Regions from separate parts of the Homo sapiens genome. Here region 1 is linked to region 2. Evidence: chromatin contacts called from ENCODE Hi-C data. All regions are on one chromosome and are shown on one strand. Each heading gives the region's core, a stretch centred on a gene start or an enhancer-like site at or near the end of the contact. The rest is flanking DNA. Distances are from core to core; before and after follow the strand shown. Region 1 overlaps FOXP1 (forkhead box P1). Region 2 overlaps LRIG1 (leucine rich repeats and immunoglobulin like domains 1).

The links. Hi-C counts contacts between places; a loop is a spot of excess contacts on that map. Pooled maps may share reads with other maps.
Region 1: a map with no recorded cell type shows a loop between it and region 2 (14-fold over the local background). The contact joins two enhancer-like sites. A Hi-C loop is called at or near these places in 2 of 37 single-sample maps with no recorded cell type and 1 of 50 pooled maps.

What each region holds. Positions count from the first base shown.
Region 1 is chr3:71,085,322-71,091,438 of GRCh38, forward strand. The region is part of intron 7 of FOXP1 (forkhead box P1); the gene reads right to left. It overlaps LOC124906247 (a long non-coding RNA gene), which reads left to right. Exons shown (of 2, transcript XR_007095956.1): 2 at 1-3,394. Among named protein-coding and RNA genes, the nearest start is that of FOXP1-AS1, 200 kb to the right of the region's middle. RefSeq lists an enhancer at 2,523-2,622. Within about 2 kb of position 2,035, at least 7 of the 41 ENCODE cell types and tissues checked have a DNase peak (open chromatin) inside an H3K27ac peak, as active enhancers do.
Region 2 is chr3:66,383,552-66,389,605 of GRCh38, forward strand. It overlaps LRIG1 (leucine rich repeats and immunoglobulin like domains 1), which reads right to left. Exons shown (of 19, transcript NM_015541.3): 13 at 2,430-2,750; 14 at 440-721. Among named protein-coding and RNA genes, the nearest start is that of LRIG1, 110 kb to the right of the region's middle. RefSeq lists enhancers at 1-145, 2,592-2,691, 3,152-3,321, 3,332-3,411, 3,442-3,501. Within about 2 kb of position 2,845, at least 3 of the 41 ENCODE cell types and tissues checked have a DNase peak (open chromatin) inside an H3K27ac peak, as active enhancers do.

The DNA of each region.
Region 1 (6,117 bases), core at 785-3,284, 4.7 Mb after region 2:
TTTTTTTTTGTAGAGATAGGGTCTCCCTGTGTTACCCAGGCTGGTCCCGAAGTCCTGGCCTCAAGCAATTCTCTTGCCTTGGCCTCCCAAAGTGCCTCACATCACAGGTGTGAGCTACTACGCCAGGCCCCACTTAGCTTTTTTTACTTCACCCCATTAATATTTAGTATCCCAAAGTTTCATTTATTTTCCTGTTACTGTGAAATTCCAGGTGAAGATTACTGGGCTCCTATGGCTTCAGCTTTTTACTATTAAGGAATATTATATTAGAATCATCAACAACAATCCAGTGAAATTCTAATAACATTATTAGCACCTTTCGTTAAGCGTATGTCACATGCTGTGTGTCTCTAGCTGGGTGCTTTATGTCCAAGTTTTCATTTGGTTCTTGTATGGTGGGTATCATTTATGGCCTTTTTTTTTTTTTTACATGGAGTCTCACTGTGTTGCCAGACTGGAGTGCAGTGGTGTGATCTTGGCTCACTGCAACCTCCGCCTCCTGGGTTCAAGCGATTCTCCTGCCTCAGCCTCCTGAGTAGCTGGGACCACAGGCGGGTGCCACCACACCCAGCTATTTTTTGTATTTTTAGTAGAGACAGGATTTCACCATGTTGGCCAGGATGGCCTTGATCTCTTGACCTCGTGATCTGCCCGCCTTGGCCTCCCAAAGTGCTAGGATTACAGGCGTGAGCCACCGCACATTTACGGCCATTTTATAGACAAAGAAACAAAGTTTTCTATTTTGCCCAAGGTCATGGTGGCAGGTCACGATTCAAACATGAATCCTTTGTTTCTAAAGCCTAAAGAGACTCAGGATGACATGGCTGAAAATTCTAGCATTGGAACTGCAAATATCGGATTGAAATCCATCACAACTGTATTCTTTGTAGCTGCAAACCTGAAACCAGTGTCTCATGTTGACAACTGGCCTTGCCCATGTTTTGTCCTTGGCCAAGGGGCAAAAAGAAAGCTCTGCCCTCTTTCAGACTGTGCCCATTACAGTTCTAGCTTACTTATCTAGGACTGCTAGTTAATTTCATATTAAGGAAATCTGTGAGCATCCCATGAAAGGGGATCTTCTCTCGTTCTTGCTTATGTGACAACAACATATACAAACATCATTATTATGCAATGTACCGGGGGGAAAGGGAGCACATTTGATAAATGTCATGATAATTTTATTCTTCGGGAATCTAAAATTGCTGTTGCCTTTTCTAATCTCCAGTGTCTCTAGCTGGTCCAGAGATAACGGCTCCCATCCCAGGCTAGAGACTCCATCTCTAATTTCCCCAAGTCTGTCAATGAGAGGCAGGGACTGAAATCCCAAGTTCTGTCTCACCGGATATTTTCCAGGAATGCCTCTCTTCCAAATCATCAGCGACATTTAACATGACCCTGAGCAGCAAACTTCTGCCCCAGAGGAAAGCAGAAAACCAATTTATGTAAAATTAAAAGCGATTTGCTTGATCCATCACTTGCTTCCACTCCCGTCCCACTTTCAACTGCAACACATTCAGCTGGAATTACAGGCTACCTCTTCGTCCTGCACTGGGGCATAGAATCTATCTATGCACAACCATGGAGAACAAACATTACAGAGAAAATAATGACTTTGGAAGCACCAGGCACCCTACCCAAACACAAGCTACATGTGTGTTCACAGATGGAAACTAACGGCTGTTTACCCTGAAGGCCCCATAAGAAAAATGCAGTCACCATAACAGTAAAATGCAACTTACTATTCAACATGAAACAAAGTGAGATAAAGAGAGGGCTAGGGACTGAATTCCAACAAAGAGCTCTTATAGTACCTTGGATTTCCTCGGGACAGTCCACACCATTCAAGAGCTGTGCAGGCCCTGAAGAGGTGAGCTGCACAACTGATGAGATCAAAAGACCAAGGCAGGAAAAGGGTTGCAGGTTAGCTCAGTTCTTTGTTGGGTGGGTCAGAGAACAGAACTCATGTGACATCATTTTGTGTCTTGCTCTGGAGGTGCACTTAGCAAAGCCAGAAATCCAATGTTAATTGATCAAACAACGACAACAAAATACCGGTTTTGTCTGGCAAAGGATTATGCAACATATTGATGTAAACGGCATCGAGCCGCATCAGAGGTACTCTGACCATTTCCTTGATGCAACAAATAAGGGCACGCATTCCTTGTCAGTGCATCACAAAATGACAACAAAAGTCATCCAAGGTTTCCTGTTGAGAGATGCCAGCTGGTATTGACAAAGGCTTAAGAGTGTCTTTCTCAGACCTCTGTGGTTTAGCACTTTGTCAAAACAGGATACTATTTAAATTAAAAATTTACTGATTCAAGTTCAGAAAAACCCTGCTTTGCTGTTTTTATAACCAAATTTGTGGGTGGGGAAACTTTGACCTTTATTTTTTCTTTTTTTATGACACCTTATATGGGTCTGAGAAGGTACTATATTTAGCAGGCTAGATTTGAGAACTAAGGTGTCTAAGCAAGATGACTATCACTTTCTATGAATTACTGTACATGTGAAATCATGGGCTTGTTATATTATGCAAAAGCGACTCATGTGAAACAAACAAAAATACCTGTTTGCATGTATAAGTTTTGTAAAATCTTTGTGGGGAGAGAAAGGGGAAATACACACTAGACTAGGCCACGGCATAATGTACCTCCCATGTGAATCTGGCTTAGTGTGCAAATGTATGTTTTCAGAGAAGGCTAAGCCAGGGCTGTAAGACTATGGTCAAAAAAGCAAAGCTGACGGTCAACCATAAGCAGTGCAGTGGTGAGAACCAAGATGCTGGGGAATAGATGGAGTCTCTGGAAATTGCGAAAGAGCAACCAAGCTTGTTTCTGATTGGGGGCTCTTAAACTTGCTCTTCCCCGAACCTGAAACTTTCTTCCCTAGATAGACGCAAGACTCAGTCCCTCACTCAGTCAAGGTCTCTACTCAAAGACCATTTCCTCAGAGTCCTTCCCTGGCCAGCCAGTCAAACATGGGACTGTCATCACCACGGTGTTTATCTTAATCTACTTTGTTTTCTTACAGATTTCATCGTCACACAACATGTGGTGATACATTGTTTTGTTTTTTGTTTTTTTTTTTTTGGCTTACCAGTTTAATGTCCCATAAGAATGTAATCTCCCGGCTGCTTTCTCTGCTGCTCACTCTAGGTGCCTCACTCTAGGTGTCTAGGTCAACACAACCACCCAATAATTTGTCAGATGTTTGTTGAACAGGGAATCTCATGAACAGTCTATTTGAGTTGCGTAAAGGATCTCATTATTTTTCTTGAACTTTCACCTGTCTAGCTAACTATTTATGGGAAAGGTACTAACAAAGTCATTCCAATGATGTCAAAGACTTCTGAGACACCAGAGATGCAGTTAGATATAAATATTAAACTACTTATTTTGCCTTAAAATCACTCTGAGATTATCTTTGAAGGTCTTACAGCTTTGAGAATATGCAACTTCCCATTGTTTAGGGGGAAACGCTGGAGGAAATTTGCATAATTTGAGAAAGAAATCGAACTCACCAAATACCTTAGTGCAGTTCATCTCTTTTGTCAATCTCTCTTTCTTATTAGTACAGGCAAATCTTTTAGTGAAGTGAATAATACTTTGGCCAATGACCTTACGCCAAGAGTACACCAGTGCTCAGGTCACATTTTGACCTTTCTTCCATCCAACATAGCTGAAGGATATGACACTTTATAAACAATTACACTGACTTGCTCTTACTCTGATTCTAAATAGGGCTAATGAGGAGGTTGGAATCAGTGGCACCCAACCTCCGAAACAAGCCCCAAAGATTCTCACCATTTGGTATTCATGCCTTGGATAGTACCTTCCAACACCATGTCAGGGCCGGTCTCTGTGACCAATAAATATGGCAGAAGTAATGGTATGTGATTTCCAAGGCTAGGTCACAACTTGGATCACTCTGGGAAAAGCCAGCTGCCACATCACAAGGGCACTGAAGTCACACTATGGAGAGGTCCACAGCCTGAGAACTTGAGGCCTCCTGCTGACAGCCATGTGAGCGAGCCATCTTGGAAGCGGCTCCCCTAGCCCCAATCATGCCCCAGCCTCACATTTTGACTGCAATCTCATGAGATGCTATGAGCCTGAACCACCCAGCTAAGCCACTCCCCTATCTCTGACTCACAGAAAGTGTGTAAAAGAATAAATGTTTAAACTGTAAGACACTAAGGTTTGGAGTAAATAACAGAGTTATCCAAATCTGATCATGAGGGCAGTTGCATGTCATCTGGCTTGCACACACTTTCTTCCTGCAGGAACACTCTTCCCTGCCCCATCCTTGCCACATGGGGATCACTACTACCCACAGTCCTAGTTAAGAAAGAGGAACTCTAATTTTCACAAGGCAGCCAGTTTAAAAAGACATCAGTCTATAATCAGGGTACAAAGATACAAAGAAATCAAGAATTCCAAAATGCCTGGGCTCTAGCTGGGCCACTATAGCGTGCTGTTGCCTTTGAGACTCTGAGGTGAATCTGTTCATGAAACCTTGAGCCACTTAGAAGAGGGATAGACAGCAGACAGGCAGGCTACTGAAATGAGTTGAAGTCCATGGCAAAGTGGGAATGGGCAGCATTTCTCTGCTCCAGATAACTGGTGCTATGTATATTGCTTGAACTTCTGATTTTTTTCTTTTTTAGGAGATGACAGAAAATGAGATTTTCATGGGAAATCTCCAGATTTTTTAAATCTTTGCAAAGAAAAAGAAAGCCTTCAAAAAGTTCGAACCAAAAAAAGGTTAAATGTTGTGTGCATAAACAAAACAGTATCTAGCCTGCGGGCCATCAGTTTGCAATCTCTAATGGGGAATCAATTCCTTACTTTCTTCAACCTTGCTCCCATCATAAAACAAATCTCTCGATTCCTATTTTCAAGAAATTTCATTTTCTAAGCTTCTTTCACATTTTTCTTGGATATTCCCATGTTTTTCAACTAAACAGTACCTCCCTGTTTGTAACAGAGTTGTCACGATGGCTGTTAGAAAACATTTGCCCCGTTTTTCATAAGTGCAGTATGTAATGTGATAATACAGAAGTGAAAGAACAAGTCTCCTGCAGGTGTGAGGAGAACCACCCTTGGGGGGAAAAAGTAACAGGGCAATGAAGAGTAACAAATTACTCAGTCCCCAGGAGAAGCAAGTCAACTCTAACTAGAAGGCTTGATGAAAAGATAATTTTATAATCCATGCTTCCCTTCCCAACACATCAAGACACAATAAAATGAGCATACTCCCTGATCTTCTTTGCATATATGTAACTATAATGTCAAATAAAAAATAACTGTGCAACTGCCTCCTTAAGAGTGCAGGGAAGAACTAGGAGGGGGTCAGAGTGGGGAAGCATGATCATTGCACTCTGTCTTTTCTTCTCAGCAGTTGCACTGCCATTACAGGAGAGCTAGGGTCCTGCACAGAAGACCTACAGAAGTGAACAATTCACTGTAGAATTTGCAACCCATCTGGCATATATCAAAGATTCAGAGACGATAACATAGGTATATGATAACATAGGTATGGCCATTCTAAATGCACTTCGCTCTGAAATGCATAGGGGGTTGACAACTGCCACTCTCTGCCCATCTACTACCATCAGAAAGCCTCAGTATTATATAAAATTCAATTTTTTGTGTGTCCAGACCACTGTAGGATCTCACAAGTAATAACCCAAACCAACATCATCATAATATAATGATCAGAACAACAGCTATAAGAAGGGCAGGTAACATTTTGAGCTACAGGTGCCAGATTCTGTGTGTGTGTGTGTGTGTGTGTGTGTGTGTGTGTATTCTTAAATTAATCCTCTGAATTAATCTGCTGGGTAGACATTTCTACTTTATAGAAGCTCAAAAGTGAGCTTTAGCCCAGGCACGGTGGCTCACGTCTGTAACCCCAGCACTTTGGGAGGCCAAGGTGGGTGGATCACCTGAGGTCAGGAGTTCGAGACCAGCCTGACCAACATGAAGAAACCCCGTCTCTACTAAAAATACAAATAAAATGAGCTGGGCATGGTGGCACATGCCAGTAATCCCAGCTACTTGGGAGGCTGAGGCAGAAGTGCTTGAACCCGGGAGGCGGAGGTTGTAGTGAGCC
Region 2 (6,054 bases), core at 1,595-4,094:
ACTCATTGACTGAGTCATCTCCATGCTGGGAGTGGCTTCCACAGGGACAGTGAACCTCTGCTGACAAAAGCCCCTGCTATTCCCTAACTGTCCTGTGTCAGGCCTGTGTCCTTATTCTTGACCAAGCCCACATCCATCCTGTCCAATTCTTAAAATGTTCTGTAGCTCTTGACCAAGCCCACATCCATCCTGTCCAATTCTTAAAATGTTCTGTAGCTAAACCCTATGAAGACTCTTAATTCACCAGCTATCATTTCTTTTAAAGAGATAGAAACACTTGTTTAAGAAAAATTAACTCAACTCAAAAAGCAGCCCCAAATTTCAAACAGGGTCGAAAGGCCCACAACGCATACCACCCCTGGCCACACAGAGCATTTGAGAGTCTCTCTCTCTCGCTCACACACACACACACACACACACAGTAGAGCAATAGGCAAACCTAGGACAGTCAGGGTGGCATTAGCTGAAATAGAACCGGCTGAGTTCTGAGCAGTACAGCTGTAAACCCCTGCGTCATCTATTTTCACATCAGTGATGAAAAACACGTCGTCATCCGGCATGACATGCATGCGTCGCTCACGGGCAGCGGGGAAATCCGTGCCTCCATCCTTCTGCCAGGCAATCTGAGGGTTTGGGTGACCTGTGGCAGCACATTCGAGGCGGGCCATGGTGGTGGTCCGGATGGTTATGTCGTGGGGCGTTTTGGTGAATGATGGCAACACTGGAAAACATACGTATACAGGGTCGGGTTACGGGACAGCTAGATGCAAAACCAGGAAGTCCTCTGGCAAACACCTACCTGTCACTGTGCCCAGTGCCAGTTCACTTCTTTTCTCCCAATGTCTGCCCAGGACCACTCCTGCCACCTGTGAATCAGGAACCCCCAGCTTCTCCCACCACAGTTGGAACACTTCCATCCCATCAGCCTTGCATTGTACACCCTAGGCTGGCTATAGTCCCTTCAAAGCAAAGGCTTTTACTCTACATGGCAGTGCCTATACGGGAGTTGCAGGGGGTGCCCATCCACACTAGGTAGGCCTGATGCTTGCCTGCTTTACCCACCAAGAGAGAGGCTGTGGAGATGGAATTACAGAGGGAAGGTGGGCATGCCTCCACCTTGGGAGAGCAATGGGATGGCTCATCCGTTTGGATGGGTGTTCATGGGATGAATGGGATGGCTCATCCATTTGGATGGTTGTTCACCCAGGCTGTTCCTGCCCACTGCCGTATACCCAGGCAGGAAGCATTCAGCTTGCTAGCTTGCTCAGCCTAAAGATCGATGTCCTGACAGAGTGGGACGCATCCAGCCACGTGTCAGGCACCACCAGAGTTCCTGTCAACGTCAATTTTGGGGAGAGTCTAACAAACAGCTGAGTCTTTCGGAAGCTGTGAGGACTTGGAATAAGCCAAGACAACCCCACTACAGTGTGGTAAAGAAGGTGTTTCGCTGTGATCTGTGGGGGCTTAAAGAGCAAAGCAGATCCACCATTCTGATGATTCTCAAGCCAATTCTTTTTAACTAGAGAGTTAGTAATCAGGATAACCCCATTAGGTTACTGGGGTGGGACAGTAAACTCTTCAAGCTATCTACTCCCCACCCCCCTCCTCCAAACACACAATAACACATGGTCCCCTTGACAAGCTCCAAGGCTGGTTAATGAGTAAAAACCTGTCAACTGCCAGGACACTGTGTCTTTCAGGCCAGGGCTCACACCAGCCTTGCACTCCACAGTCTCTGGAGCAGTAGCTAGCCTCTGACTCCAATGCTGTGCCATCTACTCAAAGAACAGCAGCTTCCCCAGGCTAAGGGGTATTTGGAATTTGGAAGCCAGATCTCTTGGCTTATAGAGGATAAGAACTGGACAAAACAAGGCTTAGCTCTCCACAATTTGACTTAATAACTAGTTTTTGTTTTGTTTTTGAGACAGTCTCACTTTGACACCCAGGCTGGAATGCAGTGGAGTGATCTCGGCTCACTGCAACGTCCACCTCCTGGGTTCAAGCAATTCTTGTGCCTCAGCCTCCCAAGTAGCTGGGATTACAGGCATGTGCCACCACACCTGGCTAATTTTTGTATTTTTAGTAGAGACGGGGTTTCACTATGTTGGCCACACTAGTCTCGAACTCCTGGCTTCAAGTGATCTGCCCACCTCAGTCTCCCAACTGCTGGGATTACAGGCATGAGCCACAGCACCCGGCCAATAACTAGATTTTTAAAACTCACCAAAAACAAGTAACTCATTGTGAATAACCCTTGAAATCTGCAAAACTTGCTCTGGGGCAAACCCAGGCAACAATAGGATTTAACAGTGCCCCACAGAAGCATGTGTGTGTCCTGTCTCAGTCATCTCTACATGGAAAGCTGAAAGGGCAATCAGGAGTGTGCTTTGTAGGATTCTGGTACTATAACAAAGATGGTGTTTCCATACCATTCACGGTGAGCCTGGCCTTATGTGAATAGGTGGAGCCAAAGTGGTTGGTGATGACACATTGGTAGCGGCCCTCGTGCCCGAAAGTGACCTGACGGAGGTGCAGGATGGTGGTGTACTCCATCACTTCCCCGTCCTGCGCGTGGACGTGGACAAAGTTCTCCATGTCTGCATTGGTCAGGACTTCATTGTCTTTCTTCCAGGCAAAGGTCATGGGGGAGCTGCTGCTGCTGGCTGCTGAGCATGTAAACCGGATGTCCTTGCCCACCATAGCCATGGTGGTTTCTGGCTGGGTGATGATCTGTGGCTTCAGGAAGTCATCTGGGGAGAGAAGGGTCAACTGTAAAGCGCTGGGTTCTTGGTACACAGAGGAACCAGCTGCTGTTCATGCTAACAGAAACTGACACAGACACCAAGCAGGAACCAGAGCTTGAGGTCCCTGTGCATCCTCAGCCCCACCAACCAGATGCCGTAAGAGTTGCACCATGGACATCTGACCTCATCTAATTAGAAGTCTGTGAGTACTGATCACCTTTATGATCACACTCCTTGATTAGAAATTAACCCACCACTTCTCAGTTCTCAAACCAGCCAGCCGGCAGTTTCCTTAAGACAACTGGCTCTGCCTGCTGACTTTCACACAAAACAGTCAGGCACCACTGGTCATGACTGCAGAGATCTTACCCACAAACCTTACTCCAAAAGGAGGGGGTGTAAAACACTTCCAAAATGTCAGAATAAGGACCTCCAAAAATCTGCACCTCCATTAAAACAAGGAAAACACCTGGAAAAATGGTCAAAAGCAACTTTTTCAGAATTCTGGAAAACCAAAGGCTTACAACAATCCATGGATTGTTGATTCAAGCAAATAGCAACATCTCAGAAATGTGAGCTTTGTGGTATTTTAACTTATCCAAAGCCCCATTCTTCCCTCCCCAGCTCCATGGTAGCCTTGAAACCCAGCAGCCTAGCAACCACTCAAGGGTCAGAATGGGCTCCCCAAAAGCCCCATCCTCAGAACTGACACCATGTGGCCTATCTGGCAGCAACACGGAAAGCCCCATTCACAGGATTTGCATTGATTTGCCCTGATCTAGTTTGCCGAGCAGGAGAAGCCCTAGCCCCAGGGCACATGACTACAACAATCAGTAGCCACTGTTCAACAGCGCAGCTGTCTGAGGGGACAATACCCATGGGGCAAACAAGCAGCTGGCCAAAAAACTATAAAGGAAAATGTGGGGAATACAGTGTTAATGGTGGGCTTTGAAAAGGTCCAATACATTCCTGGGGATCTAGACAGCCACATGCAGGTGCAAGGCCATGTGCACACCCAGGAAAGACGTGAGGGGGTCCTCATTTGTCACCTGTGGCTGAGCATGACTGTCTACACAAATAGGAAGTGATGGCACACCCCAACACAAACACACAAGCCGTCGGTAAAGGATAGGAGACAGTGGTTGTGGTGACTTCTCTGTCCAACCATTAGCTAACCACTAAACTAAACAAGCAGGGACTTAAGGGGACGGACTTTATATAGCCTTTGTCCAGGAAAAGTCACTAGGCAAGCTGTAACAATAAACAGCAACAGCAGCAAATCCTGGGGGAGGAGAAAGGGAATATCCAATTTCCAGAGTTGCCACATTATTTTATTTTAAATGCCCAATTTTCAACAAAATATTATGAAACACTCAAACAGGAAAAAAAGCAGTCAACAGAAACTGTCTCTGAGGGAGCCCAGACTTAGATTCACTAAATAAACTTTTTAAATCGGCAATTATAGGCATATTCAAACACCTCAAGGAAACCATGTCTTAAAAAAAATATCGAAGGATAGTGGCCAGGTGGGGTGGCTCACGCCTATAATCCCAGCACTTTGGGAGGCTGAGGCAGGAGGATCATGAGGTCAGGAGATCAAGACCATCCTGGCTAACATGGGGAAACCCTGTCTCTACTAAAAATACAAAAAAAAAAAAAAAATTAGCCGGGTGTGGTGGCAGGTGCCTGTAGTCCCAGCTACTAGGGAGGCCGAGGCAGGAGAATGGCATGAACCCAGGAGGCGGAGCTTGCAGTGAGCCAAGATCACGCCACTGCCCTCCAGCCTGGGTGACAGAGCAAGACTCTGTCTCAAAAAAAAAAAAAAAAAAAAAAAAAAGGATAAAGTATGAGAAAATTTTATAGCAATAAAGAGAAATTATAGATATGAACCAAGTAGAAATTTTGAAACTTAGAAGTACAATAACTGAAATGAAAAATTCACTAGAGGGGCTTGACAGCAGAACTGAGCTGGCAGAAGGAGGGGGCAGGGAACTTGAGACAGTCAACTGAGATTATGTAGTCTGAGAAACAAAGAAAAAAGAATGAGGTAAAATGAAAAGAACCACAGAGACTTGTGGGACAGCATCAAGCACAACAACATACAAATCATGGGAGTCCAAGAAGGAGAAGAAAGAAAAAGGAAGAGAAAAAGTATCTGCAAAACAATGGCCCCAAATTTGATGAAAAATGTGCAGCCACACATCCAAGAATCTTAATGAACTCCAAGTAGAGTAAATTCAAAGATCCAAACGCAGATTCATCATAGTCAAGCTGTCAGGTGCCAAAGACAAAGAATCTTGAAAACGCAAAAGAGGAGCAACTCATCACATTCAAGGGATCTTCATTATTATTAACGGCTGATTTCTTACCAGAACCCACAGAGAACAGAAGGCAGTAGGAAGATATTCAAATTACTGAAAGAAAAACGTTCAACTATGAATTCTATGTATTAAAAAACCTATCCTTCAAAAATGAAGGGGAAATTAAAACATTCCGATGTTTTTATTTTAAACACACACAGAGCAAGTTGACTGTTATCAGGCCTGCCCCACAAGAAATCCAGGAGAGTATTTAGTATGGCTGAAATGAAAGGACATCATATAGCAACTCCAATCCACACCAAGAAATAAAAAATCCCATTAAAGGTAACTACACAGGTAATACAACACACAGGATACGTGTATTTTTGTAACTCGCGTCTCCTGATTTAAAAGACAACTACATAAACCAGTAATTATAAGGCTGTGTTGATGGGCTTAATGAAAATGTAATGTGTACGACAACAGTAACACAAAGGAATAAAACTGGATCTTAATAGGAACATAATTTTTGCATATTACTGAAGTTAATTTCATTATTTATTTGAACTAGATTGTTGTAAGATGTTAATTTTAATTCCTATGGGCAAAACTAAGAAAATAACTAAAAAATACCCGTGTATTTAAAAAACAGGGAATTAAAATAGTACAACAGAAAATATCTTTTCAATAAAAAAACTAGTCAGTATTGGAAAAACAATGAAACAAAAAGATAGGACACATAGAAGAAATAAGGGGCAAACTCTACCTTATTAGTAAATGCATTAAAGGAAAATGAATTAAACACTCCAATCAAAAGGCAAAGATTACCATAATGGATAAAAAAAACTATGATCCAGCTATAGCCTACAAGAGACACAGTGTGGATTCAAAGATACAAATAAGCAGTCACCAAAAGAGAACTAAAGTGTCCATACTACTAACAGACAAAATAGGCTTTAAGACAGGAGTTTTTACTACAGAGACAGAATAATATTTTATAATGTAAAAGG